2 separate regions of the Homo sapiens genome follow, and region 2 is linked to region 1. Evidence: chromatin loops called from intact Hi-C (ENCODE). Cell type or tissue: OCI-LY7. All regions are shown on one strand. Each heading gives the region's core, and the rest is flanking DNA. Links, peaks and the distances in the headings are about the cores only.

Region 1 (2,902 bases), core at 125-2,624:
CAAGAAAAGTAAATCAAAAATCATCAATGTGGAAAAGAATGATGATCATGACCAAATGGTGTTTATTTTAGGAATATAATATTGGTTTTACCTCCAAAACTCAATGTATTCACCACATTAACAGAATAAAAGAGAAACACCATATGATCATCTACATAGATTTTAAAAAGACATTTGATAAAACTTAAGAACCTTCTTGATACAAACTCTCAGAAAACTAGAATGAAAAGAATGTTCTTATTCTGAACAAAGATACTTATGAAAAATCCCACTGTTAACATCATATTGAATGAGCATTCCTCCTGAGTTTACAAACACAATGAAGATGTTCACTATCCTCAATCAGTTCTTTTCAATATCACTCTGGATGTCAACAAATGTTCTCAGGGCATTTCAACATCAATTAAGCCTAAGGATTTTACTTAGTTTCCTGTGTATTTGGTTATTCAGAAATGAGAAACATTTCCATGAGTTCTATTTCAGTTTTCTTTTTTACAAATGAACTACTAATTCATCACATTGTAAAGAGCTCTTAGCTCTTATCTGGACAGTCTTTGTTGCCATCTGCTGGTGATCAGCTGCTCTACCTGAGATCTACTCTCCACCTTAGAAAGGGAAGGAATGGGGAGAACCAGCCATCAGAAATCGAACTGACTGAAACGGAAGGAGAAAGTGTAAGAAACAGCAAGTCTAAAACCTCCTAACACATTAGGGCACCTACTGTATTCCAGCCCCCATGCTAGGTCTTCACACACTCACTAACTAGAAGCAGTAGAAATACTAGTTAAGAAAATGGAGTGTGGAGCCAAACTACCCGGATTTTAAAGCTCAGCTTTACCATTTACTAGTTTATGACTTTTAACAAATTACTTAACCGTACTTGTTTTAGTTTCCTCACAGATTGTTGTGAGGATCAAAATCATCAGTCAACTATTTACAACTGTAACCAGCTCATAGTCAGCACTAAACAAAGTACATGTATTTCACAATTATCCCATCTAATGAGAGCTATTGTTGCAAGAGCAATTCTCACAGTGAGCGATTCCACATCTTCGCATTTCACTTCCTAACAGCTTTCAAAAACGGAGCTTTTTATTGTGTCTAACCACAGTCCTTCCAGCTGCACTGGGACCTCTGTCTCCCCTGGAGCCTGAGAAAGGCTGGGCTCCAAGTCCTCCTGAACAAATCAGCTTGCTGGACCCCTTGCCAGTGTGCTCTCTCCTACCTCTTGGGATCCGCCTTCTTGGTATGCTGCGGGGAAAGGAGGCCCTGTTCTGGGCGCTTGGGGAGCCTCACCTGGAGCTCTGTCTCCTGCTCCTGCTCCAGCTCACTGGCCTTCATCTGCACATAGTCCTGCACCAGTGCAGCCAGCAGGAGGCGCACTTCCTCCTCACTGAGTGTGGCCGGGTCTGGGCTGCTCTCCACGGGAGACCTGTGGAGGGGAAGCAAACTCAATGCAGGCTGTGAGTCCCTGCCTGCCCCTCCCCAGGATAAACAGCCAGGCTCCCTGGTATCTGCTTCTTCCCCTGAGGATGTGGCCACTGCGACTCCCAGGGGACAGGGCATGAGGTCAGGGTCCACCTGTGGGCACTGCTTCACCGGGAGCCATGCATGGTTTCAGAGGCACAGAGCTGCCTGGTCCCAGGGGCAGTGGGAGCAGAGGAGCCCCTGGTTCCAAGCTGTCTCACCTGAATGGCGCTGCCTGGAGGCTGCCTGCCTGGCACAGGACCAAGACTGAGAGCCAGCAAGCGGGAGAACTTCTGGGAGCCTTTGTTTGCTCTATGTAACAAGTAAAATGATGCCGCCTTTAGGCAAGTCAGTTAATCCCCAGCTGGGGTCACTGTCACAGCTTTTTTCAGTCGTTTAAGGTAACCTGGTATATTAGGGGTTTCTCTCACCTTCTAGTGAGTGGGGCCAGGCCAGCTACAGCTAAGTTTTCGGTATGTTCACACCTGGATCTAAAGGCGAAAGCATGGTACTCATTACTGCACAGAGCTTCTGCCCTAAATACCTGCTTTCTTCCCTACCATGCCCACCAGCCTAGATCCTTCTTCCCATCTATCCCGGACTCTTTAGAGGATGTCTCGGGCTCCGCCCATTTTCCATAGCTTTTCCAAAGGCACTTCCTAACTAGGAGTCCCCAAGTCTCCTCAGGCTTCAGGTCCCCTTTCCAAGTCTTTCCATCCCTTCACACCTCCTCATGAAATATCTCTCCACGCACCCTTCCCCAGGGCCTAGAACAACATGTGGAGCTGGGGGTGGGGGATTCAGTTGCCCCTCCTGTAGTCTGCCTTGGCTTTGTTCTTCATAGGAATTTAAAACTCCAGGCTCCACACAGCTCTGCGTTTGTTCAGGGGGCTCTCTAGAGTGTCTCCTAGGGTTCCTCGTGTCTTTTGGGGCCCTTCCCCAAGAGGTTGGTGTGGCAGAGTGGCTAGAGGCCAGGTTTCCTGTGCTGCCTCTGTTCCTGTGTAACCTCAGGCAAGTAACTGGACACTATCTAGGCCTCATTGCCCCAGTGGGGTACCTTCAAGTTTGAAGGCATTCATGAATGTAAACGGTTTGGAAGCTTCACAGAGCAGAGAGAGATGTCCAGGCCTGAGGGTGCCGGGTTCCGCTTGGGGTTGAAGGCACTTAGTCCCATCCTGTGGGTCTAGTCTACCATGAAGGCTTTCTGCCCAATATGGCTGAAGAAGGCAGGCTCACTGTCTCCCTCCTTAGGCACTTAGACAGCTGGGGTTATCTTTCCCGGGGCAAGGTCGTTATTTCAATAGCCCAGACACACACACACACACACACACACACACACACACACATACACACTTGCTCTGCACGTTCCTAGTCCCAGGAACATTTAATGACAGGTACACAGCCCAAGGCTCCGGCTGTCTGTAGGGACTGAGCT
Region 2 (2,902 bases), core at 301-2,800, 210 kb before region 1:
CTTCCTGCCACACACACAGGCATTTCCACAGGTACAGACACAGTGCACCCAGGGCAGCAGGTGCCACACAGGCAAATACCTGTGGCCCACTCCAGGCCACCACACACTCTGACACACTCGTTCACCCACACTCGCACCCTGGGGCACATGCTAGAAAATTCCACATGTGGACATCCCATCCAGACACACTCCCTCACACTGGCGCAAGCTCCCCTTCACAAGCACTCCCACTGACACACTTACACCTACTATCCAATTAGTGACAAACCTGCACTGTTCCCAACTAGGCTAGCAGAGGCATCACCAGCCCCCTGAATCCAGCTAGGGGAGCTGTCTACTTACTTAGCGTGCGAGACAGGCTGGTAGTGCGAGCGGCCAGTGGTGGCGGGGCGCAGCTGGAGCTCCAGAGGCCGCGCGCAAAGTGGCCGCTCTGCCGGCCCAGCCCGAGAGGCCGCCCCTGGCCCCCGCCCCACCCCCCGCCCCGTTCTCCCCCGCCCGCCCTCTCCGAGGCGGTCGCAGCCTCCCAAGGACCTTCCACAGCAGCGCGCTCCCTGCCAAGCCTTGGTCCCGCGTCAGCCACGGCTGCCTGCTGTCTCCGCGGGACTACGAGGCTATTTCGGTGCCCCTGGGGGGGGAAACATGGCCCTCCCTCCCATCTGCAGGAGCGCTGGAATGGGGACGCGGTCAGGCCTAATTAGAGACCGGGCTCCCCCGGGCCAGGCGGCAGGCACCAGGGTGATCGCCCGGGAGCCGCGAAGCCGTCCAGGCGGGGTCGCCCACAAGGTGCCCCGCATGCCAACATCTGGAGAGGGGAAGGGAATGTGCCGCGATCGTTTCCCTTGGAGCTGAAACAAAACAAGGAGGGATTTGGGTGCAGTTCACTTGCTAGGAAGGAGGAAGCCACCCAGCTTTGATAGACCCCAAACGCCTAGAATGAGACGGTTTATTCACCGCAGGTGCTTCCCTCTGGAACCTTGCTCACACACACCTAAGTCACCCTCCACATCTTGGACCTGCCAAAAATGACGAGGGGTTGTTGCAGAAACTCCTTCTAACTTCGGCACATAAGATCAGACCCCACCCCCCACCCCCCACCCCCGTCCTGGACTCTGTCAAATAGCTAAATCTAGAGGAACTTGATTCCTACCCAAAAGCTCGGGAATGTGGCATTTTTGACCTGGAAGAAAGCTTCCAGATCATTTCATACAACTCCCCCTCCCCCGCCTCCGCCATCTTGCTATGAGGCTCCCAGAGCCCAGAGAATCTTGACCTATTCTTGGAGGTCCTCAAGCAAAGGCAGCCCCTGGTCTCCCTTGAGCCCTGTTCCAAAGCTTGAACTCTCTTACTGACAGAAAGATCTCCTTGACATCTAACCTAAATCTCTCACATGCAAACTATGTCAATTTGCTCACAATATGTATTCAGGGAGAAGGAGCTCAACTCAGTCCCCATGACAAAACGACCACGCCGAGGTCCCACTGCAGCCTTCTCTTCCTTAATGCTAATAATCTCTATTTCTTTTTTCAGGCTCTGGCTGAAGCTAACTGCTGCTCCCTGGACTCGAACACACACAGTAGCTCTCTGATATTAACTCTCCTCCTCAGCTCTCTGGGGGCCCAGGGCTCAGAAGGTGGCCAAATCATTCCTCTCAGACAAGCCAGCTTCAACTCTACCCTCCAGTCATCCAGAACAGCCTGATTCTACTCCCCAAGTTCCCTGAGAGGGGCCTCAGTTCCTGTTTCAACAAGTGCTGTCTAGGGCTGGGGACAGGGCTTGGTGCCGCCTGGCTGGGCATTACCACTGAAACCACAGTCTTACAGACTGTTTGCAGAATCTTCTCTCTGAGTCTGTTTCCGGTAGGGCAGGTGGTATGATAAGAATAGTCTCAGCCGGGAGTGGTGGCTCACGCCTGTAATCCCAGCTCTTTGGGAGGCCAAGGTGGATAGATCACAAAGTCCGGAGATTAAGTCCATCCTGGCCGACATGGTGAAACCCCATCTCTACTAATAATACAAAAATTAACTGGGCGAGTTGTCATGTGCCTGTTACCCCAGCTACTCAGGAGGCTGAGGCAAGAGAATAGCTTGAACCAATGAGTCGGAGGTTGCAGTGAGCCAGTGAGCCAAGATTGTGCCACTGCACATCAGCCTGGCAACAGAGTGAGATTGCATCAAAAAAGAAAGAGAGAGAGAGAGAGACAGAAAGAAAGAAAGAAAGAAAGAAAGAGAGAGAGAGAAAAGAAAGAAAGAGGAAGGAAGGAAGAAAGGAAGGGAGGGAAGAGAGGGAAGGAAAGGAAGGGAAGGAAAGAAGTCTCCAATTCTTCCTCAAAGAAACCTGTTTTGCATCCTGCCTCTACTACTTTCTAGTGATGAGTCCTTGGACAAATCACTTAACCTCTCTGAGCATCAGTTTTCCCATATGTACATTGGGGAACATAAAAATCTCTGCCCAGCTCATGAGGTTGTTGAAAGTATGAAGTGAGGTCAAGGATGTAAAGCACCTGGAAAACTAAGATATTTTATTATATGCTAGAAATAGAATGAGGCTTAGATCATAAACAGATCGATGTTAGCAAAAAAGCCTCAAAGTTCTTTTATTTCCAGGCCCAAACTCTGTGTCTGGGTTTCAGGGTAAGAGAGGAACAGACTTGGTTTGTTAGATGTTCCCTGGAGGCACTTGGCATAAATGCCCCCCCCCCACTTCCCAATACACACACACACACACACACACACACACACACACACACACACACACTCACATCCACCTTCCCAGATACATACGGCACAGCACAGCCTCCTGGACTCCTGGACTCCCCATAGACCCCAGCCACCTGGACCTTCGCTGGCCGCCTCTCCATTGCCAGGGGGCCGTCTCATGGCTCCAGCCTTGGCTGCAGCGACTC

The links. Peaks named below come from ENCODE experiments on the same cell type or tissue, not always from the same donor. Only the 100,000 strongest peaks of a DNase experiment are listed, where the experiment ranks them.
Region 2: it touches region 1 in a loop (6-fold over the local background); 5 of 110 quality-filtered maps call a loop at or near these places.

Annotation. Positions count from the first base shown.
Region 1 is chr11:14,906,389-14,909,290 of GRCh38, reverse strand. It overlaps the pseudogene CALCP. Among named protein-coding and RNA genes, the nearest start is that of CYP2R1, 16 kb to the right of the region's middle. RefSeq lists an enhancer at 1,031-1,530. In OCI-LY7, for the core only: CTCF peaks have their summits at 551 (motif pointing left) and 1,404 (motif pointing right); DNase peaks (open chromatin) are centred at 570, 1,390 and 1,820.
Region 2 is chr11:15,112,444-15,115,345 of GRCh38, reverse strand. INSC (INSC spindle orientation adaptor protein) reads right to left here and starts at 423. Exons shown (of 13, transcript NM_001042536.3): 1 at 343-423. RefSeq lists enhancers at 716-1,249, 1,901-1,950. In OCI-LY7, for the core only: no CTCF peak of the experiment used is centred there; a DNase peak (open chromatin) is centred at 1,775; H3K4me3 peaks cover 579 bases; H3K27ac peaks cover 1,215 bases.